Regions from separate parts of the Homo sapiens genome. Here region 1 is linked to region 2. A link is an interaction called in ENCODE POLR2A ChIA-PET data of the cell type or tissue named here. Cell type or tissue: PC-3. All regions are shown on one strand. Each heading gives the region's core, and the rest is flanking DNA. Links, peaks and the distances in the headings are about the cores only. Region 1 has its middle 14 kb from the start of LINC02058. Region 2 has its middle 77 kb from the start of LINC02058.

Evidence for each region. Peaks named below come from ENCODE experiments on the same cell type or tissue, not always from the same donor. Only the 100,000 strongest peaks of a DNase experiment are listed, where the experiment ranks them.
Region 1: POLR2A ChIA-PET joins it to region 2 with 5 read pairs; 4 of 35 experiments call an interaction of 5 or more read pairs at or near these places.

Annotation. Positions count from the first base shown.
Region 1 is chr5:92,946,064-92,961,835 of GRCh38, reverse strand. No RefSeq gene overlaps it. Among named protein-coding and RNA genes, the nearest start is that of LINC02058, 14 kb to the right of the region's middle. In PC-3, for the core only: no CTCF peak of the experiment used is centred there; no DNase peak of the experiment used is centred there.
Region 2 is chr5:93,008,810-93,024,581 of GRCh38, reverse strand. No RefSeq gene overlaps it. Among named protein-coding and RNA genes, the nearest start is that of LINC02058, 77 kb to the right of the region's middle. In PC-3, for the core only: no CTCF peak of the experiment used is centred there; a DNase peak (open chromatin) is centred at 6,511; H3K27ac peaks cover 500 bases.

The DNA.
Region 1 (15,772 bases), core at 5,228-13,227, 65 kb after region 2:
GTCAGTGGATTGCCAAAAATTGTTTTGCTCATGGGAAGGGAACATTGATCTGTGTAACGTGACTGTTTGTAAAAGTTTCTCCTCACAGCTACAGTTTACACGGGATTTTGCGCCTTCATTTAGAGTATATCATGATAGGAAACAAGGAAAGGCACAAAAAGACAAACAATAATGGAAATTTAAAAAGAAAACAAGTTGAAAATAATTTCTAGGAATGGGGAAGAATAATGTGTAACATAAAATGTTATCTTATTAAAGAGCCAGTTCTATACTGAAGCACATGGTGTGGAGGTTAAAAACAAGGAGTAAAGATTTAGACACAACTAGCTTCAAATTTTGCCTATAACACCTACCATTTGTGAGACCATGGGTAAATCATTCACCTTGTCTGACTTTACAGTTTTTTCCCTTTGCGTCAGTGATATTAGAACATTAACTACTTCAGAAAGTGTTGGAAGTATTAATGAAGGATACTTTACATTGATTAAACTAAGAACTTTCTTCTCTACCTTCTCTTTTGAAAATAATAACCCTAAATACCCTGTGTAACCCAGCTCATTCAGTCACTCAACACTGTAAAATAAAGATGTACACAGTGTTAAAAAAGTGGCTATATAAAAACATATTCAACACATTTAGGTATAAAGTTATTTAAATATAATCTTAATATTATGTGTTCTATTATTTGTTTAAATTCTCCAAACAAAATGAAATGTTCAATTTAATATTAAATGTGAGGGTACAGTATTTCAAGCCTTCAACCACCATGACATTGTGTTTTCACAAATGAATTTTAAAGTCTATCCAAAGCAACTAAACAAAGGTATTTGTACCGACACCCATTTCAACACGGTTGTTGACTGAGCATGGACTGTTTGATTTTATTGGGAAGTGGGATTGAGGTTGTAAGAAACAACCAGCTCATCAATACTACAAAACATTGTTTTTTAAGTGAACTGCAAATTGTGCTGAGCTCAAATACTATTTAGCCCAGTAAATGCTGTATAAAGTAAAGCTTTTTTTATCATGCTTTCAAATATCTGGAAGAAAAATGCTATAAATAATAAAAATATTTTAAATGGAAAGCATTGCAAATTTCTACCTCAGGCCATATCTAAAGAGTGAGCACTAGAAATAAGAGTGTTTCAAATAGACTTTATTGTTTTGCTTTATGGATAGTACAGTGATTTTTTTTAAGGGTAAAACTATAGAAAATGGCCATTAGCATTCTAGTTATCTCTTAAGTTACCTGTTATCTTTGGAAGTACAAAAAATTTTTATAGAACTACTAATGTCAGTATAGGTTTTAGGCATAGGAAATGATTAGATTTGATTACAAAGACTTGAGCCTTACTTTAGTTAAATAAAAAACTTCAGTAGTAAGTTGTAATGGGGATAATAACATTTTCTGCTTGTTATTCCAAGTCTCTCTAATGAAACTTCTATTTCTAATTGATAACACATTTTCAAGCAGCCAGCAAAATATCACAGAAAACCTTTTCTATATTAACAAGACACATTCCAATTCTACAGAAATCATTTTTGATCATTTAAAACAAATATTCTAGTTTAGTTTTAAACTGGCATCATTTGAGGGGGAATTAGGAGTGTTTGTTTAGATCAGCTGACATTAAAAATAGGGAGATCTGAAAATAAGTCATAAATATTTTACAATAAATGTAATTAACTTTTCTCAATTATTTTTAGTTATATTGATAATTTAGTAGGAAAGTGCTGCATGATAATTATAAATATAAGCCAAGTGTTCTTGGGATTTCTGGTAGCCATTACAAAGCAAACCTTTTTAAAATGTCAGTTTGATCACCAGTATCCAAACATGTATCATGGCTAAATGTGGTGACTGGAATTTTTCAACTTAAAATTTCCCCACATGCTATGGTTTTACCTCTCTGTTCTCTTACATTATGTGTTTTATTAAAAGAGCCAAAAGCGTTCCCCTAAAGTCCATCTCCCAAATTCTCTTACATTTTGGTTGCTTTAGGGATCTTAATCTGATACAGTTAGTCTATAAAGATGATGCATTTCAGTATAAAGAGTTGATATCCCTGCTTCTGATGGGACACTAAAGAGAGGACAATCCCTACCCTGAATGTTCGCAGATGTCTTCAGTCTATCTGTGGCTTCCATAGTGTCATGATAGTTACCTTCCTCTCACTATATCTAGATAGTTTTATAATCCTCCACTCTGAATTTTGACCTTTAGTGAAGAGCCTGGCTTTTAGTCCTGATCTCAGGTTCTTTCTTCTCTCTCTAGAATGAAAGTAATTTTCTCTTTTGTCTTCCAGTTAGGTGGGAACTTGCCTCTGCCATGTTACTTTTTTCTCCCATTACTTTGTTTGAAATCCCCTTCTTTAAGCATTCTGGCTTGCTGTTAGTAAGAGAAAAAGTACGGATTTAATGTTTTCAAAATCTTATCCCCAAAATATTATAAAAGTGCCTGATATTGAGATGGGTTCTAGAAAACCAAGAAGAAAAGGCATATCTCCTGACTTCAAAGAGGTCACTCCTTACTGACCAGACAAGATTGATTGGGGGCACACTAGAAGGCTTATAGTAGAGAGCAGTGACATGGAAGGCTTTTCAGGGGTAGCATTTCAGTTGAGACCTGAGGAGTTTTCTCCTAAATTTTCATTCTAGGCAGAAGGAACCGAATTTCAAAAGTGCGGAAGGCATAAGAGAGCATGGGGTATGTAGGAAATGAGTTCAGTGCGTCTGGAGCTTAAAGCATGAAGGGGAAATGATTAGAAATGAATTTGGATAGATAGGCAGGGCCCCTTCATAAGGTTTTTAGTATGTCATGGAGTCTGTTGTCATTAGAAGCCTCTGAAGTGTTTGGGGGAGATCAGATTTGCACACTAGAAAGAGCTCTCTAATAGTAGAATGAAAGGTAAGTTGAAGGTAAGGGTTGGAATTGGGTGGGGAAAATTAGATTTCGAGAGACCAGGAAGGAAGTCTGATCTGAGTAACCCAGTTGTGTGCTGATGACTGTCAAAACAGGGTAGATGTGAACTTTTTGGCAAGGTGGAATTGATAGATTCAAGGGTTAACTGTGGAAGTTAAGAGTGAGGAAACATTAATGATAAAGTATTGTATATTTCAAAATTGCAAATAGATTTTAAATGTTTTGACTATAAAAATGATAAGCATGTGAAGTGATGAACATGTTAATTAGCTTAATAGAATAATTTCACAATGTACACCTATTTCAAAACATCACATTGTACCCCATAAGTATGTATAACTATTATTTATAAATTAAAAATAAAACAAAAATAAATGAATAAATAAGAAGTTTTAAAAAAAAACACTGCTTTACTCTTCAAAAAATAAAAAAGAGGAATGAGACTGACTTCTAGGATTCTGGCTCAAACACTGAGTAGATACCTTCATTTCCCTTAAGATTCAGAATAAGTGAGGGGTTGTTGGGGCAGATTTGGTGGGGGAGGGGACTGAGATGAGTTTGGCATTGGATGTCTAGAATTCCATGTACATATGAAAGGACCCAGTGGCAGATAGAAGACTGATAGCTACCATGATACATATACTTATTTTTAATACCTATTGGCTGAGTTCTATAATTTAATGGTTATGATAAAGCTAAGACAAAAATCTCATCTCTGATTAGAATTTGTTAGAGTTGTAATTTTATACAAACTACATAATCTCTCTGAACCTTAGTTCACTCTAATAGATGTAATTCTAACTTTATAGAATTGCCACAGGCTTGTTATTGTGTAGAGCCTAGCAGAGAGCGTATACATAGTAGGTACATAAAATGTTATAGCTATTACTATTAATAAAAGGAAATTAGGGCAAGAGGAAGAAAGCACATCTTTGTTGTTTTAATCTGATGATTTCAGAATTTAAAGGTTAAATTTTTTCCTATATGTTGGTTTATTGCAACAATACATTTCTATGATATTATTCTGGAGTCTTCATTTGCATGTGATAGAAACCAATGCAAAGTAGTCTTAGGAAAAATAAAATCCACGGGCTCATGTAACCAGTGAACTCAGTGTGGGATTGCATTTGGCTTCTGTGGACCTAGAGACTCAAACAATGTTGTCAGGCTGCTCTAGCTCTCTTGCTCTGGCTCTAGCTCCCCTTCTCTCACTTGTTCTTCTCTGCTTCTTGTAAAGTGGTCTCCTTCCCTCCTATGCAGAGAGACACCCTCCATGTAGGTAAGGAACACACTCACCACCGGTTCCAGGTTTACATCATTCCAACTTGACACAGTGGAAAGAAAGTTGCTGTTTCCTGACATTTGTGATTAAATCTGCTGGGATTCCCCCTCACCCCCAATCACAGTCCAGCCAGCTTTCCTCAGGAGCACTAAACCCTAAAGCATCCATTGCATGAAGTAAATGAACTTGTCTCTTTTGCTTCTAAAATGGTGCAATTTTGTCACCTGAATTATTTTTTTCTGAGTTCTGTGGCCCAGGTGAGGAACTCTGAGAAAAGCTGGGTGCGCATGTGGTGAATGCACAGGCCAAGGTTAGAGAGATAATGAGAAATATGAGTTTGAGAAATCTTCTTGCATATCCAAAAAAACAATAAATACCACCTATGCTTAGATGATGACATTTTAGAGAACACTGCCTGTGTGCCTCGAAGAACATTGATGTGTTGGTTTCTCCTGTAAAGATTTCCTGCCACCCTCCACCCCACAAGTGAAGCTGTTATCATCCCTACCTCCCCAGGCACAGAGGAAGCAGGGATACGCCAAGTACATTCTTCTGGCTGGCTTCCCAGGTCCTCTTCTTGAGCTCTTTACTGAAGCGCCTCAAAAAGCGGGGGGAGAATTTTGAGGTGAAAAAGTAGTAATATTCTGTTGGTTGCCAGAGTAACTTTCACGCTGTGCCACAAAATGTCCCTTGGTGCCACTGTCAGAGCTGTAATAAGGCTCATTTGTCAGTTCCAATGTGACATTTCTTATGTTTCTATATAATGCTTCTTAGATTATGATCCTTAGACAATAATCATTGTCAGCGTGATCATCTTTGAAAACAAAGGAAAACATGAACATCCAATGCCCCAAATCTGAACTGTTCTATTTGCTCTAAGCAGTGTGCGCCTACTAAGGTGTTAGCCTGCTGTCTTCAGCGTCCTTTCAGTGACTAACGTGATTGACTATTCTTCTGCAATCAAAGAGGCCCAGATTTTACTTCACTTCTAGGGCTGTTGGACTGGCCTTCCTTTTTTCTTCTGTGTATATGTGTGTGGCAGGTTTTTGCTAAGAAAGCTATTACCCCTTTGATTTTGTTTTAAAATTTACAAAGCCCATTAGGCAAGAACTGCAGATTTTGCCAGATCCTTGGTAAAAGGCAATCATCGCTGGTCAGTTTCCTTCATTGATACTTGCATAAACAAAGAGGATGCTTTAGCCCAAATTATGTTGTCTTGTTTGCTCCTTCACCTTATGCTAAAAATCCCAATTTTAGAGATAAAAAAATCCAAATCAAGATAACGTCCCAGAGGTCAGTTAGCAGGTAGTGATTTCTAGTTTGTTTTATTTTTAAATAGCCTCTTTTAAAGAAGGTAAATCACTTGTAGCCAGTCTGTGTCAGTCAACTGAGAAAAGCTGACAAAATGAATCCAATAATAGAGTTTTTCATATATAATAGAGACTCTTTTTGTATAAAAGATCTAGCTAATTTATACTAAAGCTTTTGTGTGGATATTTAATTATTCAGATAATTACCTTAATTTGCCAATGGAAATTCAGCTATGCCTAAATGGCGTTAAGTTTGGGAATATAGGCCAGTGCTTTTCATTTTGTTTTATTACCTTACTCAGAACATTGGTTTGTTCAATCTTCTATTGTTCTTTTTACACTTTTATTCCAGGTTAATTTATTTTTACAGCTCCAAATAGCGCCTTTGTGTGAATAAAGTCTAAACCACGGATAATTTCAATTTTATCTTCTCAGACAATATCAATTCTCATCTTTCTAGATGTCTACTGGACATTTCCTTTTAAATAGCTCATCACAATCTTGAGGTCCATGTGCCTAAAATCAAACTGGTAATCTAAAAATCACATTTCATTTTTTGACCCCAAACCAGCTAGCTTCACTGCGGTACCAACCTTCACTTTTCCTTTCACCCCTTTGTCTTCCATTCCTTTAAGCAACATTCCTCAGAGTTATTCATCCTTTTTGTTTTCAAACTTTCTTGCCGCTTTCTCTTTAATCCAACCTAATGAGGCTTTTGCCTCTACTCCTCCAAGAAAACAGCTATCAGGTAAGACCTCCATGTTGTTAATTCAGTTGTCAAATCCTGACTCATTTTACTCTCATCTGAAACTTGATATGATTTCTTTCTCTAGAATGTCCTGGTATCTTTCTGGTTGATCCTGCACAGTCACCTAAGCTGGTGTGTATCACCTGACACCTATAGTTTGGAGGTAGGCTCAGTGTTTAGACTTCTCTTTTATAATTTACACGTCATATGTGGATTTTTTTTCTTTCAGTTTTATGGCTCCAATTACCATTCAAATGTTGAAAACTCCAAACTTACATCTCCAACCTGAAATGCTCCTTCAAACTCCAGACATCTCTATTTGGATGCTCTAGACATCCCACACTTTATAGATCCAAAATCAAGCTTCTGATCCTTCTTCCATAATTTTGTGTCTTCCATTCTTTTCCATCTTAGTAAACCTATTCTTCCAAGTGATCAGGGCAAACATTTTGGAGCAATCATTGACTCCTCTCTTTTCTCTCACATAATCCCACCTCCAATATATCAGCAAATCCTGTCATATCTACATTCACAATCAAAACTGCCTACATAATTTGTGGGGTCTTATGCAAAATAAAAATGTAGGATTATCTATTCAAAAATCACTAAGAATTTCAAGACTGTGACAGCAGAGCATTAAACTAAGTGCAGAGCCCTCTGCAACTGCCTAGGACACCTTTCTATAAAAACCTGTATACAATACACTCATTCCAACTGCTTTTCACCTTTTCCAATATCATGGGGCCCAAAGCCACCATCATTTCTCTTTGAACTATTTAAATAATATCCTACCAAGTATTCCTGATCCCCCATTGACCCTCTGCATTTATTCTCAACTGAGCAGTCAGAGTGACCTATTAAAAGATAAGTCAGATCCTATAACTTGTCTGCTCAAAATTCTCTAGTGACTCCTGTTTCACTCACAGTGAAGCCTCCATTTCTCTTTTGCATCCTAAGTTAGTATGTCATAATTTCACATATAGATAACTACAGTATCTTCCAAGTCTACTTATTCTACTCTCTTCTGATTTTGATCTGCCTGGATGCCTTAATAAGGCCAATCTTTATAAAACACTGTTTACATCACCTCATTTAATAATACACAATCCTTATATCATAGTATTTGAAGCAAAATCTCCTCTGGCTCATAAGTCTTCCACTGCCTACCCCAACTCTACAAAAGAATACCATTGTCTATTTTTTTTCTCCAAAAGACATCAATCACAGGTTGTTGTTCTTGTACTTTCTACCATGTAATGAGACAACAAGAAGGCATTTCTATGATGTCATGAGACAAGATTAAGATGCCAACATCTTAATCTTTGACTTCACAGCTTCAGAACTACATGCATTACTCTTTTGGGTTGAGCAAGTTGGGAGCTAAGGGAATATTGCTTTCAATGCATCTTGTCATAGCAGCTCTTATTATAAAGAAAGGGGCTCAAGATGGCTGACTGGAGGCATCTGGTACTTAGCTCATCCCCAAAGAATAACCAGAATAGTAAGAATAGTAAGTAAGTAGATAATAGTAAGTAAGTAGATAATCACACTTAGAATGTTAGAGACTAACATAGGAATATGCCTGAATACTGTGTGAAGGCACTGCTCTTAGGAGGAAGCTCACACCATGTCCCACGTACCTCCCAGCCCCCTGAGTCCTACTCAGCTACAGTAAGATACCACATTGAGATCCCAGCCCCTACCAGAACACATTCTTCCCAGAGACCCAACAGCACTTTCATCTCCACAACCCTGAAGCCTTATTAACATTCCTTGCCCATGGCCACCACTATAGCTGACTGCTGATGCCAACGCTGAAGTGTGAGCCATTGGTAAGGGCGCTGCTCCCCCCCAGAAGCAGAGCCACCATGAATTTTTATGTGCCCTAAGAACAAACTTCCCAACCCACAGCCATCATGCTGCTGGCTGCCACCACCAGGGCCAAAGCATGAGAGAAGGATGAACTCCCCAGCCACCTAAATGTACTGCTGCCACTAAAAGCAATGTCACCCTCCCCAGTAGCAGGGCTTCAGTGTAGCTTCTGCCACTCCCACTGGATTATTCTGCTGGTGGTGTGGAGATCACTGTGTCCCTGCCTACCATAGCCAATACCTGCATGCACAACTAGGGGGTCTGAGGACAGGTCCACCTAACCTGACTCTGTCTCCCCAGTGCCTGAGCATGCCATCTGGGGACATGGGGACCACGTAGGCCACTTCGCCATCACTAGTGCTTGCGTACATCTCCTGGGGGCCTGAGATTGGTCCCACCCAACCTACCTCTACTACCACAGCTGGCATCCATCTGCATGTGTGCCACCTGCAGGCCAGGGGATTAGCCCACTCAGCTCATTGCAGCCACTGTCAACATCAGTGCAGACTGCTTGGGAACCAGAGAATTCACTCACCTGCCTGGCCCATCGCTGCTACTACTACCACCTAAGCTCAAGAATCAGGTCACCTAGTCCTGCTAACACTGGTTACAGCATATGCTACACTAGGGCCCAAGGACAAGTATGCTTGGCCTGCTGCTGCCATGACTGGAGCACAAGGACAAACCCACCTGACATCCACATGCTCAGATAAACTTCACATAGCCTCACTAACAACCACACCCTAAGCCACTGAGGAAATCACTGACACTGTTTATAGCTGAAGAAATCATATGGAGACTACACTACTGCATGGGCTTAGAATCAAAGCAAATGTACCCTACTCAAACAACACCACAGATATATCTTCAGGGAAAACTTCTCTCCTACAAAAGCAAATTCAAAAAATTGGAAGAGACAACTGTTATACCGGATGCACAAATATTGATTTAAAGACACAAGAAACATAAAAGAGCAAGAAAATATGACACCTCCAAAGGAATACAATAATTTAATAGCAGACTACAATCAAAAACACATTTATAAAACCTGGGGAAAATAATTCAAAATAATTCCAAAAAATCTCAGTGAGATGCAAGAGAATAGAGAAAAAAATAAAATAAAAAAATCAAAAAAATAATTCAGGATATGAATGAAAAATTTATCAAAGAGATGCCACACAAAAGAACCAAACAGAAATTCTGGAACTGAAGAATTCATTTTGTGAAATACAAAATACATTAGAAGACTTCAATAATAGACTAGATTAAATGGAAGAAAGAATTTCATAACTTGAAAAAAGGTATTTTGAAATAACCCAGTCAAACACAAATAAATAAAAAAGAATTGAAAAGAATGAGCAAGGCCTACATAACTATGGAACACAATAAAGTGACCCAATATTCAAATTTTCAGGTGTCCCAGAACACATAGAAAAAACAAAAAAGATAGAAATCCTATTTAATAAAATGATAGCTACAAATTTCCCAAGACTAGCAGGAGATTTAGACATCCAGATACAGAAAGATCAAAGATACCTAAAAACATGCAATTCAAAAATATCTTCTCCATGGCACATTATGGTAAAACTGTCAAATGTCAAAAAAAAGAGAATTCTAAAAACAGCAAGAGAAAAGTATATAGTTACTTATAAGGGAACCCCCATTGGACTAGTAGCAAATTTCTCAGTAGAAACCTTACAAGCCCAGAGAGAATAGGATGATATATTTAAAGTGTGGAAAGAAAAAACTTGACAGCCAAAGATACTATACCCAGCAAAGTTGCCATTCATAAATGAGGGAGAAATAGTTTTTCCCAGACAAGCAAAAGCTGAGAGAATTCATTACCACTAGACCAGCCCTATAAAAAATACTTAAGGGAGTCCTACATCTGGAATCAAAATGTTGGCATCTACCATCATCAAAATTCATGAAAGTATAAAACCCACTGGTACAGCAAACACACAAATAAGGATGAGAAAGGACTAAAGTGTTACCACTACAGAAAACCACCACACCACAGTGATAAAAATAAGGTAGGAAGAAAAGAACAAAGGATACACAAAACAACCAGAAATTAATTAATAAAACAATAAGAATAAGCCCTCACATATCAATAATAACCCTGAATGTAAATGGATAAAACTTTCCACTTAAAAGATATAGACTGGCTGAATGGATTAAAAAATAAAAACCATAACCCCACTATATATTGTCTTCAAGAAACTCATCTTATATGTAAAGACACACATAGACTGAAAGTAAAGAGATGGAAAAAATTATTCAATGCAAGCACAAAACAAAAGGGGGCAGGAGTAGCTATACTCAGGTAAAACAGACTTTAATTCAAAAACATTAGAAAAAAAGAAAGACAAAAAGTCATTGTATAATGATAAAGGAATAAATTCAATAAAATGATATAACAATCTAAACATATACGTACCCAACACTGGAGCAGTCCAATATATAAGCAAATATTATTGACCTAAAAGGAGAGATAGACTCCAATACAATAATATTTGGGGAATTTAACACCCCACTCTCAACATTAGACAGACCATCTAGACAGAAAATTAACAAGGAAACACTGGATTTAAACTGCACTTTATACCAAATGGACTTACAGACATTTACAGAATATTTCACCCAATAGCTTCAAAATATACATTCTTCTCCTTAGCACTGATATGGTTTGGCTCTGTGTCCCCACCTAAATCTCATATTGAATTGTAATTCACATTGTTGGGGGGAGGAACGAGGTGAGAGATTATTGGATCATGGGGGCTGACTTTCCTCATGCTATTCTTATGATAGGGTGAGTTCTCATGAGATCTGATGGTTTGAAAGTTTGTGGCACTTCCCTCCTTGGTATCTCTCTCTCTTTCTCTCCTGTCACCATGTGAAGAAGGTGCTTGCTTCCCCTTCACCTCCTGCCATAATTGTAAGCTAACTGAGGCCTCCCAGTCATGCTTCCTGTTAAACCTGCAGAACTGCGAATCAATTAAACCTATTTTCTTCATAGATTAGCCAGTCTCAGGTAGTTCTTTATAGCAGTATGAAAATGAACTAATACAAGCACATTGAACATTATCCCATATAGACCCATATGTTAGGCATGAAACAAGTCTTAAAATTTTTTAAAAAGTTGAAATCACATCAAGTATCTTCTCAGACGACAGTAGAATAAAACAAGAAGTCAATAACAAGAATTTGAGAAACTGTACAAAATACATGGAAATTAAACAACGTGCTCCTTAATGACCTTTGGGTCAAAGAAGGAATTAAGGAGGAAATTAAAAATTTTCTTGAAACAAATAAGAATTGAAACACGACATTCCAAAACCTATGAGATATAGCAAAAGTAGTGTTAAGAGGGAAGTTTACAGCAATAAATGCCTACATCAAAGAAGAAAGATTCCAAATAGACAGCCTAACAATGTACCTCAAGGAATCAGAAGAGCAAGAATGAACCAAACTCAAAACTAGTAGAAGGAAAGAAATAATAAAGATAGGAGCAGAACTAAATGAAATAGAGACTAAAACAAAAAATACAAAGGATCAATTCAATGAAAAGTTGGTTTTTTGAAAATATAAACAAAATCAGTAAATTGGTAGCTAGGCTAATCAAGATATAAAGAGAGATGACTAAAAGAAATAAAATCAAAAATGAAAAAGGTGACATTTCAACTGATACTACAAAAAGACAAAAGATCATCAGAGACTATTACATACTGGGAAACCTAGATAAAATGGATACATTGCTGGACACATACAGTCTACCAAGATTGGGTCAGGAAAAAATAGAAAACATTAACAGACAGTAACAAGCAATGAGATTGATTCACTAATAAAAAGTCTATTAGTAAAGAAAAGTCCAAGACTGATGGCTTCATTGCTGTATTCTACCAAACATTCAAAGTAGAACTAACAACAATTCTAAAATTATTCTGAAAATTTGGAGGGAATACCCTCTAGCTGGGTCTATGAGGCCAGGATTACCCTGACACCAAGAACAGACAAGGACACAACAAAAAAGAACTATGGGTCAATATCCCTAATGAACAAAGATGCAAAAATTCTCAATAAAACACAAAACTGAATCCAACAGCTAATCAAAAAGATAATACATCATGACCAAATGAAATTTATCTCAGGAATGCAAGAGTAGTTCCACATACTCAAATAAATAAATGTGATACATTATGTCAACAGAATGAGGGACAAAAGTCAAATAATCATCTAAATAGACACAGGAAAAGCATTTGCTAAAATTTAATATTCTTTCATGATAAAACTCCCTAGAAATTAAGTATAGTAGGTATGTACTTCAACACAATAAAGACCATATATAACAAAGCCCAGCTAAAATTATATTAAATGGGGGAAAAGCTGAAAACCTACCTGTAAGAACTGGAACAAGGCAAGGATTCTGACTTTCATCAGTCCCATTGAACATAGTCCTGGAAGTCCTAGCCAGAGCAATTAGGAAAGAGAAAGAAATAAAAGGCATCCAAATTGGAAAGGAAGAAGTCAAATTGTTTCTCTTTGTAGATGACATGTTTTAATATCTAGAAAAGCCTGAAGACTCCAGCAAAAAAAAAATTTTTAGATCTGATAAGTAAATTCAGTAAAGTTGCAAGATACAAAATTACCATACAAAAACAAATAGCATTTTGATACACCAATAATGAACTAGCTGAAAAAGAACTCAAGAAGGCAATCCCATTTACAATAGCTACAAAAAATTAAAATACCTAGAAATAAATGTAACCAAGAAGGTAAATGACCTTTATAAGAAAAACTATAAAACACTGATGAAAGAAATCAAAGGCAACACAAACAAATAAAAAGATATCTCATGCCCATGGATTGGAAACATTAATATTGTTAAAATGACCATACTGCCCAAAGCAATCTACAGACTCAATGCAATCTCTATCAAAATACCAATCCTAAAATTTATATAGAAGAAAAATGAGCTTGAATATCTAAAGCAATCCTGAACAAAAAGAAAAAAAGCTGGAGGCATTACACTATCTGACTTGAAAATATATTAAAAAGCTATAGTAATCAAAACAGCATGGTATTGGTATAAAAACAGACACAAAAACCAGTGGAATAGAATAGAGAACCCAGAAATAAATTCATGTATTTACAGCCAACTGATCTTCAACAAAGGCACCAAGAACATACATTGGGAAAAGGACAATAAATAAATACTGGTTGGGAAAATTAGATATCCATATGCAGAAGAAGGAAACTGGAGCCTTATTTCTCACCATACACAAAAATCAATGTAAGATGGATTAAAGACTTAAATGTAAGACCAGAAACTATAAAACTACTAGAATAAAACATAGGGGAAACACTTCAGGACATTGGTCTAGGCAAGGATTTTATGGTTACGATCTTGAAAGCACAGGCAACAAAAACAAAAATAGATGAATGGGATAATATTAAACTAAAGAGCTTCTCCCATCACAGAAAACAATCAATAGAGTAAAGAGACAACCTGTTGATTGAGAGAAAATATTTGCAAACTATTCATCTGACAGGGGACTAATATTTAAAATATATGAGGAACTCAAACAATGAAACAGTGAAAATTTCCCATTAGAAAGTGGGCAAAGGACACAAACAGATATGTATCCAAAGAAGACACACAAATGGCCAACAGATATATGACAAAATGCTTAACATCACTAATCATTAGGGAAATGCAAATCAAAACCAAAATGAGATATCATTATACCTCAGTTGAAGTGGCTACTATTGAAAAGAAAAAAAAAACAGATGCTGGCAAGAATGTGGAAAACAGGTAACTCATGCACTGTTGGTGGGAAAGCAAACTAGTTTAGCCAATATAGAAAACAATATGAAAATTTCTCATAAAACTAAAAGAAATACCACATGGTCCAGTAATCTCACTACTGGGTATTTATCCAAAGGAAATCAGTAAATCAAAGGAATATCTGCATTTGTGTGTTTATCACACCACTATTCACAATAAGAAAGATGTGAAATCCACCGAAATCTCTATCAGCAGACGTCAGGATAGAGAAAATGTGGTTTACATGCACAATGGAATACTATTCAGGTGTAAAGAAAAATGGGATTATGTCATTTGCAGCAACATGGATGGAAATGGACGTCATTATGTTCAGTGAAATAAGCCAGGAACAGAAAAACAAATATTGCATGTTCTCACTCATATGTGGGAGCTTAAAAACTTAATCTCATAAACGAAGAGAATAGAATGATAGATACCAGAGGCTGGGAAGAGTGTGTGTGTGTGTGGGGCGGGGGGGGGTGGAAGGAGGATAAAGAGAGTTTAGTTAATGAGTACAAATGCAGGTAGATAGAAGAAATAAGCTCTAATGTTCCATAGCAAAGTAGGGTGACTGTAGTTAACCATAATGTATTGTAAATATCAAAATAGTTAGATGAGAGGACTTGAAATGTTCCCAACACAGGAATGATAAATACTTGAGGTGATGGACACACCAACACCCTGCCTTGATCATTACACAGTTCAAGAATGTAACAAAATACCACATGTACCCAATAATTATGTATAAATATAATGTATCAATAAAAATATTTTTAAAACTCCATTCATATTAGTCAAGCCAATGTCAAATATACTCTGCATTCACCCATAATCCTGCTAGCATCATTTCCTTTAATAGAAAGTATGTCTCATTGCTTGACGTCTGTCGTAATCATACACATCCTCCAAGGTGTCCTTTATTTTCTACCTCCTCCCTTAAGCCTTCTCTGATCATCTCATTCTCACTGATTTACCCTGCACTCTAATAGTTTTGTTGTTGTTGTTGTTTTATTGAGACAGGATCTTACTCCGTCGCACAGGCTGGAGTGCAGCGGTGTGATCTCGGCTTACTGCAACTTTCACCTCCCCTGTTCAAGCAATTCTCCTGCCTTAGCCTCCTGAGTAGCTGGGACTAAAGGTGCCCGGCACCAGGCCTGGCTAATTTTTGTATTTTTAGTAGAGGCAGGGTTTCACTATGTTGGCCAGCCTGGTCTCAAACACCTGACCTCAGGTGATCCACCCGCCTTGGCCTCTGTGCCTAGGATTATAGGCGTAAGCCACCGCACAGGGCCTCTTATAGATTTTTGTACTACCTACTTTAACATAAAGTTTTACTCTCTGAAATTGGTCACAAATTAATTCAGTTAATAAGCACTTTTTGGGTAGGGTCCATATATTTACTGTTCAATTTCCATTGTACTCTTAGCCCAAGGAAAGTACTCGACGTACATTTATTTATTGACTGATTGTAGACATGATCTTAGCTTATCTAATAGTTATTGATTTATTAAACACATTATATGTATTAACAAAGCACTAAATATTAAACAAACTGAGGTAGATCTTTCTGGAATAGTGCCAGAGAGGATATTCAATATACACAGAATAAGAAGAGCTATCATTTACTGGTCACTTGGCAAGCACTTTACTAAGGATTTTACATAGGTGAGCTAATTTAATCTTCTCAATAATCCTGAGTTAGACATCATTATGATTCTCATTTTATTTATGAGTAATCTGAAATTCAAAGGGACCCTCTCAAGGCACAAAGCTAGCAAGTGTTAGAATGGGTTTTAAATATAAGTGGTCT
Region 2 (15,772 bases), core at 2,937-10,936:
ATTATCTCTAGAATGCCTTCTTTAAAATGCAAACAAATTATCTAGAGGATAGATACATAAACTCATTAATACATATTCAATATGGATTAGTGATCTTTAAAACTTAAATCTGATCGGGTCACTACCTGACTTAAAATCTTTCAGCAGCTTCCCAGTGGGCTTAGAAAAAAGACAAACTGCTTAATGCAGGCTCTGAGCCCCAGCACATTCAATTCCACCTCCCTGCTCACTTCTCCAGCCTCATCCCTACTGCTCTCCTCCGGCTCTGTGAGCTCCAGCCACTCTGCCTTCTTTCAATCTCCTGCAATCACCCTGCTTCCACCCGCTGCAGGAAACTTATATTTGCTGTGCCCTTCACCTGAAGTACTTTTCTCTAGTTTACCTACTTAGTGTCTATATATCTTTCATTTCTCACTTAATTGCTGCCTTTTCAGGGCAGTGTTCCCTGAACTAATTTATGACTAAGTCAAGTTCTCCTAATCCAGACTCCCCTAGCACCATGCACCTCCGTTTCCATGTCTTCAGAGCCCTCCTCCTTTAATTATCAGATTGCTGGCTGCCTTCCTCACTAGATTGTAAACTCCTTGAGGACAGGAATTACATCTGTTCCTTACTGCCTATCATGATGCTTATGCCCTTCTAAATATTTGTGGAATGAATGAATACAGGATTAAATGAATGAATACATAAATATATCATTCAGATTAGTCAGCTCTGAGATTTAAAGCATGGAAATTTGTGGAATAAGATTTAAGACAAATTAAAAGCCAGTCTTCCCAGTGGAAGATCCCAGGATCCCCACTCCTCCCTTAGGCTGTTTCTCCTCTTCCCTCTTCTCCTAGTCCTCTCCTTCTTCTTCACTTCCTTTCAGCCATGCTGACTTCCTTGTGGTTCCTGGAACGCACCAAGCATCCCCTGTCCTTATGGTCTTGGGGCATAGGTCATTTCCTCATAGGAACTCTCCTCCAGGCGTCTGCATGGCTAACTTCTTTACTCAGAAGCCACCTTCTCAGTGAGGCCTATCTTGACCATCCTGTTTGAAAGCACAATCCTCTTTCTCCACTCCCCATCCCTTGCCCATAACTCATCTTCTTTACCATGCTTTATTTTTTTCCCTCATAGCCATACTATCTTCTAACATCTCATACAATTTACTTGTTTATTATAGTTATTTACTGTTTCTCATCTTAGAATGTAAGCTTCTGGAGGCCAGGGATCTCTGTTTGGTTCATTGACACACCCACATACCTGGCTTGAACAATACCTAGCTACACAGAGTGAGTGTTCATAAATATTTGCCGAATGAATGAAGGAAAGGCCATGGGCAGGAACCTCATCCAGATGAAGTGTACGGTGAAAAATACCAGGCAATAAGCAGTCCCAATGGAGAGCAGCAGGAAGGAGGCAGGGTTTTAAAAACAGTCATCTGCTTTTCCATTTTGCATTAGGCCTAACCCTACTTTTAATTTAATGAACATAGTGAAAGATTCTAATCTACTCCAAAATAATTTATATAATAGATAGGCTTATGGGCATGACCATGCTTCTGACAAATGAGAGATTTCTGTCTTTGAGTTCTGCTGTGTAAACATGACAGATGGTTATATAAACATAGTACTTAAGAACTGTATTTGGCAAAGGAGCAAGAAATATTCTTACAATGACATTCTGCACTTTTCTTTACAAGAACCAGAAAATTGTATAAAGACATGAAGTCCCTTTCCCTTAAATCTGTAAAAAGTGTCTATTACCGTGTTCACCCAAGTCAACCATATTTCCAAACTGTTCAAACTGTATTGCTCTTTCTGCAACTGGACAACAATGGCTAATTTGATATTTAGGAAAATGTATTTAAGCTTTGATCTTTAATGTTGACTAGTTATTTGATATTTATTTAACTCCTGAAAATCTCAAGACTTATGAAGTACAGCAAAGGAAGAAAAAAATGCAAGTATCTTAAAAACAGTTTTATTAATATTAAATTATATTTAAGTGGGAAATTTGCAGAAATTTTCTATTCAGTAGACAATTTTAACGAATTAGGTTTACAACTTAATTGTATCAGACTTAGAGGAGGTTATATAATTTCTGAGGTCACCTTGAGATCATAAGGAAGATAATGCAGACTTTATTCTCAAATACAGCTCCCAGGAACGTACTTAGCTTATGAATAAACAGATTAAGAAGGATCTTTTGTTTCTTCTGTTACTCTTGCTCTTTGAATCAAGATTCAAAGATCATGATTTCTCTGCCTACACTCGCTCTAAGTTGCTTTTCTCTCAAAGGATGGTTTTATATGGTGGTACCCCTCCTGCCCCTACCCACCCCCCACCCACCCCCCAGCCCCTCATCTGTCTCCAGCCTTCAGTCTTTTCAAGAGAACAGAAGGAAAAGAGAGCTAATCACACACAGTCCACACTCTGGCCTTCTTAATGAAATGATTTAGGTTACTGAAGTTCTCCCTGTTAATGTTGTAGTTGTAAAAACTATGTGTATTTCATTAAAATTTCTTATGACTTTTGTTACATTGGCAACAATATCTCATATTTTATAGGAATATTTCTAATTGATATCCACAATCTAGATTTCAAGTACCTGGACAATGACATGTGTTCTGTAATAATGGCTATTTAAAGCAATAACTCAGAAAAGGACCAAACCAAACCAAACAAAACTGTGGGTAGGTGGGATCATGAGATATTTAGCTTGAATTAGAGAGTCACAAACCTTGTTATTTAAAAACTGGAAAAACTGGGAAAGCTTCATTTTCTCCATGAATTTTAAAGAGTGCACAAGCTTAACCCACTGAACACAACTCTGAAATGTTTCTAATTCCCTTATTATCAAGGAAGGTAGACCAGAGGGTGTGGAAAGAATTTTACCTTAGGGAAATGTACCGCTGTGCATTCTCAGTAACTGTATAGTCCATTTCTGCCTGTATGCTTGAAAATTAACGGCATGTTAACGGGACTATTGCCTACACTTGTGGCACTGTCTGCATAGGATTAGGCCATTAAATATTGATGGAGATAATTGTTCCTGCACTTGAACATCAGAAAGATGGAACTAAAAGTAGTTTAACTGGCATTTGCCTTTATGCTTGGTAAATAGAGGGCTGGATTTCAAGGTACAGAAGGATAAGTATTGCCATGTACTCAGCTCCATAGCCAAAGCATCATTGATCAGAAAGTGTGGTTTGTAAAAATGTTATAGTAAAAGTTAAATGAAACAATTCAGCTGAGGCTTGTCGAAATTTACTGGAATAGAATGTGATATAACTGTGCATTTAGAACATGCAAGCATGATTTCTTGCCATTTGTTGAATTATTTTTTATTTTAAAATGAAATTCACATGTGCTATGGGAAGAACTGCTGTTGTAGTTAGTGTATTTTATAATCCAGAAGATTTCTTATACTTTTATCAGATAATGCCTTAGGCAGGCCAACTGATTGAATAAAAGTCTCTAGGGCTTACTCTGTTTTATTGCTGTGCCTTGGAATTGTTTGTCTTCCAAACCAGATTTTCTCTTGAAAGGTTGTGTCCTGTTCATCATCTTAACCTCAGTGCCTAGTACAGTGCTTAACACATCCTAGCTAATCAATAAATATATGTCGAATGAATGTTTGTAATATCATCCATAACCTTGATATTGTTACACAGTCATAGAAATATCTCATCTGATGGAACTGAGTTTCACCAGATTTGAATGATGACACCGGAGCCTCATGTACTTTACATTATTGGTAAAAACAGGGATCTTGGCTACCAGCAGACTTGTTTTTGGATCTAGGCTCTATTATTTACTAGCATGTGATTTGGAGCAGATTATTTAAAATTTTTAACCCTTAGGTTTTTTATTAGTAAAATGGGGATAATATTCCCTATCTCATAAAGCTGGTTTGATAATTAAGTAATGTATTTAAAAGATCTATCCATAGTGCCCAGAACACCATAGCTTCTCAATGACAAAAATTATGTTCAAAAATTGCATTCAAAAAGAATTTGAGCGATTTCAAGGATCTATCCAATGGGTCTGTCTTTTGTCCAGAATGTGGTAAACAAAGAGAAAGAAAATAATGCAAGTGTCTTGAAAGCATAATACTAGGGGATTATTTGTTTAATTAAAATGACTTTCAGTCTTATTTCAGTTTATCTTTATTTATTTATGTATCTTTAATATTCTAAGCCTGTGTGGCACGAATCACTTGCTGGGTAAACTAAACCTGCCTAAAATTAAATCAGAATGGATCTCCTTATTTGGTGACCACTGTTATTATGGGCTGAATTTTATGCTTCTCCCTAACCCCAAATTCATATGTTGAAGCCCTAAACCCCAGTACCCAAGAAAATGACTGTATTTGGAGACAGAGTTTGTAAAGAGGTTATTAAGTTAAAATAAGGCTGTTAAGTGGGTCTTTATTCAATCTGATTAATCTCATAACAGGAGATTAGGACTCTCAGAAGAGACACCAGAGGCGTGGCCACACAGAGAAAAAGATCATGTGGGGACACAGTGAAAAGGCAGCCATCATAAGCCACAGAGAGAGGACTCAGAAGAAACCAACTCTGCTGACACCTTCATCTTGAACTTCTAGCCTCTAGAACTGTGAAAAAACAAATTTCTGTTGTTAAGACACCCGGTCTGTGGTATTTTGTTAAGACAGCCCTAGCAAACTAACACAATTTTGTACACTAAATAAAGTCCAATTCAATTTTAATTTTATAGAAACTGAAACAAATAATTTAAAGATTTACTTAGTAAATTACTTCAGATTGGGATCAAATGTGTACATGAATTATGAAAATGTAAGAAATGGATATTTAAATAAGTATACCAGAACATAAAAATTCCAGTGCCTGGTTTTTTTTTTTTTTTTGAAAGCCACTTATCCCAACAATAAAACTGATGCTCAAAATATTTTGGGACCTATCTTTATACTCTGTTAATTATGCACTCAAGAAAATAAGTGTGACTATATTACAGCCACTCCATTTTTGTTTGTTTGTTTATGTTATTCAGCTTAGTCATTTAAACAATTTTCACTGCAATCGCTACAAGTTTTGTTGTTTCTTAGTATTGAATCCACTCTCAAGGGATGATGACTTTCCACCATGAACTTTGAAAACAGTTCCAAAGAAAACTTCAAAAAGGTTTTGAGTGCTTAGGATCAATGTCAATCCAGTGGGTACCTTGATTTTTTACCTCCTACAGTCTGAAGCTCTTGTAGCCACTAGCATAATCTCCTGCATAGGTGTCCCTGGTGCTATTCTATTTCCTTTGGTAGCATGCTGGGTGCATCTCCCTGATGCTGTGTTTCCCGGGGTTCACAGATTTATGGTGTCATTTGATTTTTGCTTTTCAAATATCTTGAAATATTTCTTTTGGCTGACCTTGTTTAGGTGTGCTTCATTTTAGCTGTCTGTCAACTAACCTCCCTGTGCAGGCTGTTTCTAAGCCTCCTTATCCCCACCCTTTGCTTTGGTTGTTACATCCTGCTACCTCTCTTTTCAAATTTTACTTCCTTAGATTCGGTTATGTTACTTAAGCCAGTTAAAATTTCTCTTAGTTTCTGATACTATCAGTGCAGTGGAAGGGAGGCAACAGTGTGAGAGTTAAGTGAGGACCCTGAGGTTGGACTCTCTGAGTTCGAATCTCAGCTTTGCTTGTTGCCACTATCTGTGATTCGTTTGATTACTTACCTTTCAGAGCCTCAGCTTCCTTCTTCTTACAATGGGGGTTTCAGTGATACCTACATTATTGGTCATTGTGAGATTAAATGAGTTGATATCTGCAAAGCTCTTAGCAGAGAGCTTGGCACACAGTAGGCTCTCAGGAAATGTTAACTGCTGCAATCATACAGCATCTGTTTCTAGGAAGTAACAATGTGCATGCCTCAGCAATGGCTGACTCCTGTGCAAAAAATGCAAGCTAGAAATCCAGTTGCCTCTGAAAAGCTGTGAGTTGTCACTTAATTTCAGAAGCCACATGAAGATGGATTTCATGTCTCTTATCTTTGAGTGAGGCCAAAACCAAAAGCAGCTGGTTTTCACCCAAGAAAGTGGCCTGAAAATTATCATTGCACATTTCTCTCCCACTTTTGTTTTAAATTAGACTCCTCAAAGTCTCTACGTGGATAGGAGGCTATTTAATATTTCATTTGATCCCATTTTGCTACTAGAAACATGTAGACTTTGGGTGGGAGAAGCAGAAAGTGACTGAATAAATTTCAACAACCTTAATTTGGTTCATCTCAAAACTACATCTGTAGCCACATTTCCATTGAGGTTCCAACTTCTATCATTCCCGAAGAACAGGACAGTATGAACCTCAAAGGAACAAATTCATTAATAGTAATTAGAAGTGCATTTTGGCATCTGTGAGATGAAGAATTACAAATTCAGTCCATCTGGGCCATTTTTTTAAAGTTCTTCTTACCTGCTGGTCTCAGGAAGGAAGGAGTCATCATTGCATGACATAAGGGAACACAAATACTGCGGCTGAAGCCCGTGGAGGTGCTCAGTGTCTGTCTTAACACATATTCATGGTGGGATGAGTCATATGCTCACTCATTTTTAGTTACATTTATTGACCAAGCTAAAAGTGTTACTTAAGATATATTAAAGACAGATGTTAAAGGCTAGACACCATTTTCTTTTAAAATTATTTTTAAAGGAGGGCTTAATGCATATTCATATTCAATTTTATGATCCCTTTCATTTCAACTACACCAAATTTCCAGTGTCCATCCTAGAGAACCTCTGTAGAATTCAAAAAGCTACAGTTTTTACTTTGAACTTTTTTCTATGTAGATAGAGTTTCATTCACAACCAGATAAAGATATCTTTGTATCCTACTTATTGTAATAATAGACCGGATGGATTCTTGGTAAAACCTGAATATTTTTAAATGCTCTATATGTTCTAGCTCTAAATTGCATGTTTTAAGCATATTGCTTTGAAATCCTGAAAAAAATGCATACTGAATTTTGATGTGTTCTAAAACAGTCATGAAAATTAACATCTTCCCTCAGCCCAGGGCCAAACAGATTTTTTTGCAGGGCCAAATTAGAATCTGCCTACAGGCTTCAGATAAAAAAAGGTAGCAAGCAGGCAACTTTTTAAAGTCAGAAAAGGCAAAGTAATCTTACATGGCTATCTTTTTTGGTAATCTAAGTAGCTGGGGAAGGGAACAATCTTTTAATTTAGCCATAACCCTCTAGAGTATGTGGATGTTGGTTGATCTTTGCCAGGATTTAAGCAGGCATAATGGTACTGTATATCTTTTAGGCAACTAATGGTTTTAATGGACATATAAGTTACTGGGAGTAGAACTTACAAGGCATGTTAACTAGGTACTCTTTAAAAAAAAATTAAGGTTCACATTTGAGTAGACTTAACTTATTATATGGAACTGGGAGGTCAGAAGCCAGAACCATAGACTACTGGTTACAGATCACCATTTCTATCTGCTCTGAAATTCCATAGGTGAAACTAACAGCATGGACTATAACAGAAATTAGACTGAGTGCATTAACAGAGAAGCAATCCCTGTGACACCAGGAAAAGAAAGAGAGCATAGTGCAGCCCAGAAATAGAAGGCCTTGGAATAAAAGCATGTGAACTTGGAGACTCTGTGATGCACAAATGTGGATATGGATATAGATGCATAGAGCCCAGGACCAGTTAATTCAAGAGACATTTATGGGCACACACCCAGAAGTATGCTAGATGCGGAGGGTCAAATATAAATAAGACACAGTCTCTGTCCTCAAAGAGCTCAAAGTCTATTGAAAGGACTATAAGAGGATGAAGGGAAAACAACCTAGAGGAGCTAATATGAATAATAATGAGCAAACATTTTTTGAGTGCTTAAGATGGCCCACTCACTATTTTCAGCCTATTAGCATTTATTTTCAATTGTATAACAACTCAGTGAGTTAGGAACATTTTTTATTTTCATCTTGCACTTAAGAGAACTGAGACTAGAAGAAGTTAAGTAACTTACCCAAGGTCACAAAGCTAACAATTGGTGCCACAGCCAAGAAAAGGAATACAGAATAGGAACAGAAAGAGAAGTCATTTATATATATTGATCATTGATAGATACATATCATTGTATATGTCTCATTATATATATCCTCACTCCCTCCACACATACTGTAAATATGCCTTATATGTTCCTGCTTCTCTAGTTTTCTGTATGCCATTAACATTCTTGAAACATACTTAATGCATTTCCTCATTCTTTGTGTCTGTCCACCTGTGAAGATCAGCTTAAATTCTACTTCATTTATGAGTCCTTCTCTGAAGACTCTTGATGGAAATGCTCTCTCCCCACCCTAAAACTTTATTATCTTTATTTTTGTTTGCTTATTTATGAAATGTTATTTTATAGAGTATACTATCATTGCTTTTCTTGAGTGTAGCAATTTAGAAAGTATTTCCCCTCAGGTCTACACATGTAAGGCATACTGTGTTTCTTGATGTGTCAATGGATAGATTGAAACAAGGAAGCCCCTGTCATTCAGGCACCATTGCTGCCTTATACCAATGTCTGATGTGCCATTGCTTCTCTTGGTTCCATTATTATTTACAGTTATAATCAGGGATTGTAAATGAAGTCTACTTGACTGTCTTTTGCTGATAGAAACTATTCTGGTAGAACTGACTTCCAGCATTCTGTACTGCTGGGTCTTCTGCTGGGTCACTTCTTGGTTTACTCTGACTATCTCACTTCACTGTTTTATATTCTTTTTAGTCTGATGAATAATATCATACAAGGAAAGGCTGGAAAGAAATCAGCTAACCAGCCAGGATGTTTCCCTTGCAACAATATTTTATGATCCTTTACAAAGTTGCCAAAATGGGAATCATTCATTTGCAGCTCTCTCATCAGATTATAGTTCTAATGCCTAGGGTGCTGGCCATGCCCAGAGCCAGAGACCCTTGGAGTAGATGGGCCCTCTCTCTTCTCTGGAGCTCCAGATATGCCTGGGTTGTAGGATGGTCATTTTAACTGACTGAGTAAACAGTCTTTTCAGCTTCCTTTGAGTTCTTTCCCTGAGCAGCCACCTAGGAGTACGATAAGCTCTAAGGGATTGGTAAAATACCCCAATTGTTCTCCATCACACTCCCTTATTTACTGTGCTGACAAAGTCAAATAACTCCACAAAGATATCGTGTTGGCTGCAATACCCCCCGCCACGGCCCCCCCACCCCACTGGGGAGGCTGAGGCAGGAGAATTGCTTGAACCCAGGAAGCGGAGGCTGCAGTGAGCTGACATCACACCACTGCACTCCAGCCTGGTGACAGAGTGAGACTCCGTCTCAAAAAAATAAAAAATAAAATAAAATAAATAAATAAAATACAATATCTCTTGAAGGGACTCTATTTGACTTAATTGGTAGTTCTATGTCTGACAATGCTCAGGTTAAATCTTTGTGTTTTCTAAATGGCTTCAAGTCTTTGAAGACTGAGTCATAGGGGAAACCAGAGTTTAGAATTCTCAATCTAGCCAAATGGGGTTACACAAAAATATGAAATTGTAATTATGTTATTCTTGAGTGGGAGCTGACTAAATGTTAGATTCTTTCTCTGGGAGTAGCCAGATTATGAATCTAGTGGACTGCAATAGAATCTCATGATTTGTTCAGTGAAGGCCAATACTCCAGGTGTGCCAACTGTGAAGGAGAGAGTTTTAGGATGAGAGTGCCCATGATCCACTTTGTCAAGAAAGAGGTAGCACAAATCTTTCATTCATGGTCCATCTGTGAGGTAAAGTGTAAGAAGTTTGAGAAAACGCATGTGCTAACCTTTTGTGTCTATGTGGCTTGTGAACATGCCCACTGGACTAAATGTTGAAGAAGGGGTAGGTTTATGTGTTGCTGGTTCTATAAAATACAAGGATCTCTATGGTTTATCTTAACTCATTTCCCCATCCAGTTGATAAATTATGCTTGCTAGTTATTGAGGGAAGAAAAATGTCCTCTTCAAAATTCTCTCTTTTGTGAAAAAGAGATTTTTATTGTGTATACGACAAGGCTTTATGGGATACATATAGGTTGTAAAATAGTTACTCTAGTGAAACAAATAAACATGTTTATCACTTTAAAATATCTCTTGTGGCTGGGCGTGGTGACTCACACCTGTAATCCCAGCACTTTGGGAGGCTGAGGTAGACAGATCACGAGGTCAACAGATCAAGACCATCCTAGCCAACAAGATGCAACCCTGTCTCTACTAAAAATACAAAAATTAGCTGGGCGTAGTGGCGGGCGCTTGTAGTCCCAGCTACTCGGAAGGCTGAGGCAGTAGAATTGCTTGAACGCAGGAGGCGGAGGTTGCAGGGAGCCGAGATCGCACCACTGCACTCCAGCCTGGCGATGGAGCGAGACTCTGCCTCAAAATAAAATAAGATAAATTAAAATAAAAAATATAAAAAGTATCTCTTGAAGGGGCTCTATTTGACTTAACTGGTAGTTCTATGTCTGACAATGCTCAGGTTGATGCTAAAAAAAAAAACTTAAAAAATAAATGCATAAGGGCCAAAGAGAGGAACATACATTCTCTATTTCCCTCTCAATTACCCTCTCTGTCTTTTTAAGCAATGCCAGATGACATAGTGAGGAGTTGAACAGAGAAAATAGCCTTTAACATTTTCCAGTGATGTATATTAAGCATATTTACTTTATGCCATGTAATGTGTAAGGAGCCAAAGCAAGAAAGAAAAGTGAGGTACTGTTGCTACCCCAAGTCAAATGGAATGAGTAGAAGGAAAAGAAAATGCCCATGAAAAAGGATATGATAAGAATAGTGGAGAAAAGATTAATCGGAAATCATCATGAAAATGTAATCATGTGGGAGGAAAGAGTTTTCACAGAAGACTATACAAATTTAGGAAAAAATTAGTACTTTTTAAAAGCTTACAACAATTCATAAAATTGAATTTTTTTTTTGCTCTCTAAAAACAAGCATGCCAATTTAATCCATTATGGTAGGACATGTGTTGTTTGTTAGCTTTTGTTTTTGTTTTTATGAGATAATGAATTGTACTCATCTCCCTTGTGATTTGGAGCATAAGGTTTCATATATGTGGGATGTGACAGTGGAATAGAAATATTAGCTGTTCTAAATAGAGATCATCCTAGCAATGTTGGTCTCATTAGCTCAAAAAGATAAATCCCAATTCTAGAAATAAAGAAATCAAACAAGGAAATGAAGCTAAGCAAAATTCCATTGAGGTAGTTTCTTTATGACAATTAATATTAATTTGGACAGCTACAATAAACACTATCTTGTTTCTACCAAATATCGTGATATGATTCCTTATCATGGTAAATGGCTATGATAGTCAGAGATAGAAATAAGTCAAATTTTACATGTTTGAAATTTGAGAACGGAAGGTATTATAAATAAATGTTTTCTAATGTAGTCGAAGCAAGAATTTTTCAATTATAATTCCAGAGAAAAATGGTTACAAATTAATCCCTTACAAATACATTGGCATATAAAATGTAAGTGGTAACATGTTATTAATTACCTTACCAAGCACTGCCTAAATCCAATTCTTTGGAACTTGCACGATTTTCTCAAAACATTTAACAAAGCACACACATATTTAAGATTTGCAGTTTATGTTAGTGTTCATAGTATGGTATTGATGCTGCTTACTCATCATCTGTAATACATTAATTCATTCCTACATTCTTCATGCATTTAGTATAGGGATATAGACAGGAATAAAGCACAGTTCCAGATCTCAAGAAATCACAACCTTTCGGAGATGATGAAGTCACCACAGTTTTCGAGGAGCCCATTCCCTTTCATTATATATATTCAAAGTGTAGAGTGGTAGATGATAAAGGATAGAAGCCTTGGCTCTGAGTCCTTCTTCTACCAGTTATTAGCTGTGCTCTAAGGAAAGCAGATTCCCATCAGTAAAATGAGATAGTAACCCAATTAATACTAATTGAGTTAAGAGAATTATGTGAACTAATGCGAACGAATCACTTAGCACAGTTCCTGGCACACTCAAATTGTTTAAAAAATTTAAGCTTTTATTATCATTACATCATTTGAATCTGGATAAGAATTCCTTTCTCTTTTTGCCCAGGAAAATGCTAAGCAATTTTTATGGATATACAGATCCTAGGTAGAAATACTGGAACCAAAACTTAGGTTTTGGTGCTAAGTGATTTATATGCTCAGTATTTTTCTTTCTGCTACATTAGACCTCTTCTGAAATAGCTTAATTTTCATAAATTCCTTGAAAGAATAATGCTTATAATTAATATGGGAAAAGCATTCATGCAGTTCTCTCTAAATCTCCTTTTTTTCTGGCTACTAATTCTGAGAGCTACTAATTCTGTTCTTTCACAGAAATATTTCTAATATTGCAGCATGATACTTGCAACTAAATGATGATTAATAATTACAGGATAAATTATTCACTTTTTCTCAACCAATTATCACCACATTATGAACTCATCAACTTTAGACCCTTGATTAACTCTTACTTTGTAGCTATTAAACTTAGTTTCTTGAAAAAAAAAAACACTTAAGAAAAAGATGTTAAGCATACACTAAAGCTTTGTCAGTTCTGTTTTCAGGCTACAGTATTTTTTTTGACTACTGTGTTATACACCCCATTGGAATCCATTACTGTGGCAGGTTTTTCTAGGCAAATAGCACACCAGAGGGAAGTTTGGGTTTGTGTTTTCTTCTTTCTGATTTAGTTTATTCTTTGGTTGCTAATTTGCATTTTTCTCTGAAGAAGATTAGAATTATAATACATATGCAAAAGCATAAAGCAAGGAAAACAATACCCTCCCCCAACTAAAAGTATGACCTTGGACAAATCACCAATTTCTATCTCAGTTTAAACATCTATAAAAGGGATTAATAATTCCTAGTGTAAAGCTCCGTTTTGCAGAAACAATGTGATGATGTTCTGGAGCTAGCCAATTGTTAATGGTTCAGGAATATTGCAAGCTAGTTGTTAAAACCTTAGTAGTTTAAAATTGGCCATGGGGATAGTATCTACACCATGGAAATTGACAAATGCTGCAAAGTAGAGTTTTTATTTTCCTTCCCAGACAGGGGGTTTACCAGCAGCGCATCACGGAATAACACTTGTAAACCATTTAGCCAAGTTCCAGATCTGTATTAAGAATTCAAAATCTTAGTTCTTAGGAGTATGATTATGATGTTAATTCAGAAATCTGCATAGGAGTGTTTTTTTTTCTTGTAGTTACCTCTCCAAAGGCTTGTACCAATTTATATCTTTAAACTAACAATATAGATGTCAAGATGTTTGTGTTATGAAATCTGCCTTTCAGTACTAGCTCAATAGAGTAAATTTGAGGAATATGCAGTTTCATGGGAGAACACTTCTTATTAGTTGATAGCTAAGATGCTTTAATAAAAGAGAGATGCAGAAATGCTGCTGCCTGCAGGTCGTTGTAAACTTCTTGTTTTGTTCTTCCTCTTCAGTGTTAGTACAGGAAACATTTCATGAATTAATCTGGACTAACATAAAAAAATAAATATTTTCTAATCATAATGTACATCCTCATCTCTCTTCATCTTGTATCTTCTATTTTTTGTGTTTTTTCCATGCAATGAACTTGGCTTACCTGCAAGTAAACTGTGTTTGGAAATTAAATACAAATACAACATGTGTTTTTAATGACAGGGCCCATGGCTTGACTCTGAGAACATCCATATATCAAATACTTTTATGGCTTTGTATGCTACTTGATCTGGACATTGGAAAAACAGGAGTCCAGGCAGAGCAGAAGGGTTTCACAAACCTTGCTTGTGCAAGTGATTAGAAGTGGCTGTTTGAATTCACATTTCATCTGGTGAACTCAGAAACGGACCACACTTTTCATTAGGATTGTTTCCACTAGAAAGGTGTGGGAATCTGCTACAGCTAGATAGCAGATGTTAGGGATAGAAAACTCTCCATTAAAATATAAAATAGGGATGTTTTATAGGATTTAGAGAACAAGAATTAAAATATGTTGAAGGGGCCGGGTGCAGTGGCTCATGCCTGTAATCCCAGCACTTTGGGAGGCTGAGGCAGGCAGATCACCTGAGGTCAAGAGGTCGAAACCAGCCTAACATGGTGAAACTCTGTCTCTATTAAAAAAAAAATTAGCCCGGCATGGTGGCAAGTGCCAACAGCTACTCGGGAGGCTGAGGCAGGAGAATTGCTGGAACCCAGGAGTTGGAGGTTGTAGTGAGCTGAGATTTCACCATTGCACTCCAGCCTGGGTGACAAGAGTGAGAATCTGTCTCAAAATAAATAAATAAATAAAATAAAATAAAATAAAATAAAATAAAATAAAATAAAATAAAATATGTTGAAGGAATACACTTACATATTTAGAGTCAATATTGACCAACAGAAAAATATGTTTTGACCAAGGCAATTTTATTTTTAATGAACAAGTTCAGAAAAGTTACTGTTCAGATCCAGTTATATTTCCTTTATTTTCCTATTATCTTATTGGTATATATTGTTTTGTCTTACAAAATATAATGGATGTACAAATTAAATAAATATATATTATATATATATCCTCACACTATTTTTTCTGATTATAAATGTTTTATAAATCAATGTGAAAATTGAAGAAATAGAGCAATGTGCAAGGCATTGATGATTTTATCACTCAAATACAACTACTGTTAAAATTTGGATAATAATCTTTTAGGCTTTTTAAAAAAAATTCAAATAAATATAAACCCATTTGAATGTAAGCATGCATATGTATGATTGTTCATTTGCTTTTTTATGTATTTATTTTAAATATGGGGACAACTTGCTTTTTTATCTAATATAGCATATTTTTCCATGCCAGCAGATGTAGACCTATTTCATTATTTTTAATCTTTATATATAATTTTGCTGCTTTCAGGTACCATAATTTGTGTAACTGATTTGTTGATGGAAATTCAGGAGTTTATAGTTATCAACATTAAAAACAATGGCCTTTTGTATGTATATCTCTTCTCTATATCTATACATAGTTGTATATTTGTGAATATTTCTATAGAAAAAGAATACCCAGAAGCAGATAGCTTTTTACTATTTAAAATTTTCAAAATGATACCACAGTGGGCTTTATGCCCATTTTATTGCTGAGCTAACTAAATAGTAAAAGGGTTAAATCATCTATACAAGGTCATGTAGCTAGTCAGTAGAAGATCCAGGCTGTGTCCCCACACTGTACCTGCATAATCTGACTGCAGAGCACTCTACTAAGCTGTTCCATTATTTCTGTCTCTTGGTATGATACTTATTTACATATTTTAACATTTATGAAATTGGAATCTATCTCCCCATTGAGGCTATCTTACAATTATATTCAACTAGGAAAGAGCATGGCATTGATGTCTTTGCTGACATATATGCACATTCCGTGGTTATTACAGATTCCATGACTAGACATCTGTAACTCTTCGACAAAGCACATAAGGACTGTTGAAAGCAGGAATATGCATCCTGCTTGTTGTTTAAAAAAATTCCACTGATATCTTCATTTAAATTAATGTAACAAAATTTGTCAAATGGGTGTCAGAAGTCTGGAAGAAACCCCTATAAATGACAGTAGAGAATTCTACAAAGAAGTATTGCATCACCCACAGTCTTTCCAGAATAGTGGCTAATACTTGGCAGAAAAACATAGATGTTCTTAACTCTGTGTCAAAAAAATGTTTAAGAAGAACTGGATCCCAAGTGTAATCTTGTCGTAGTTCATATG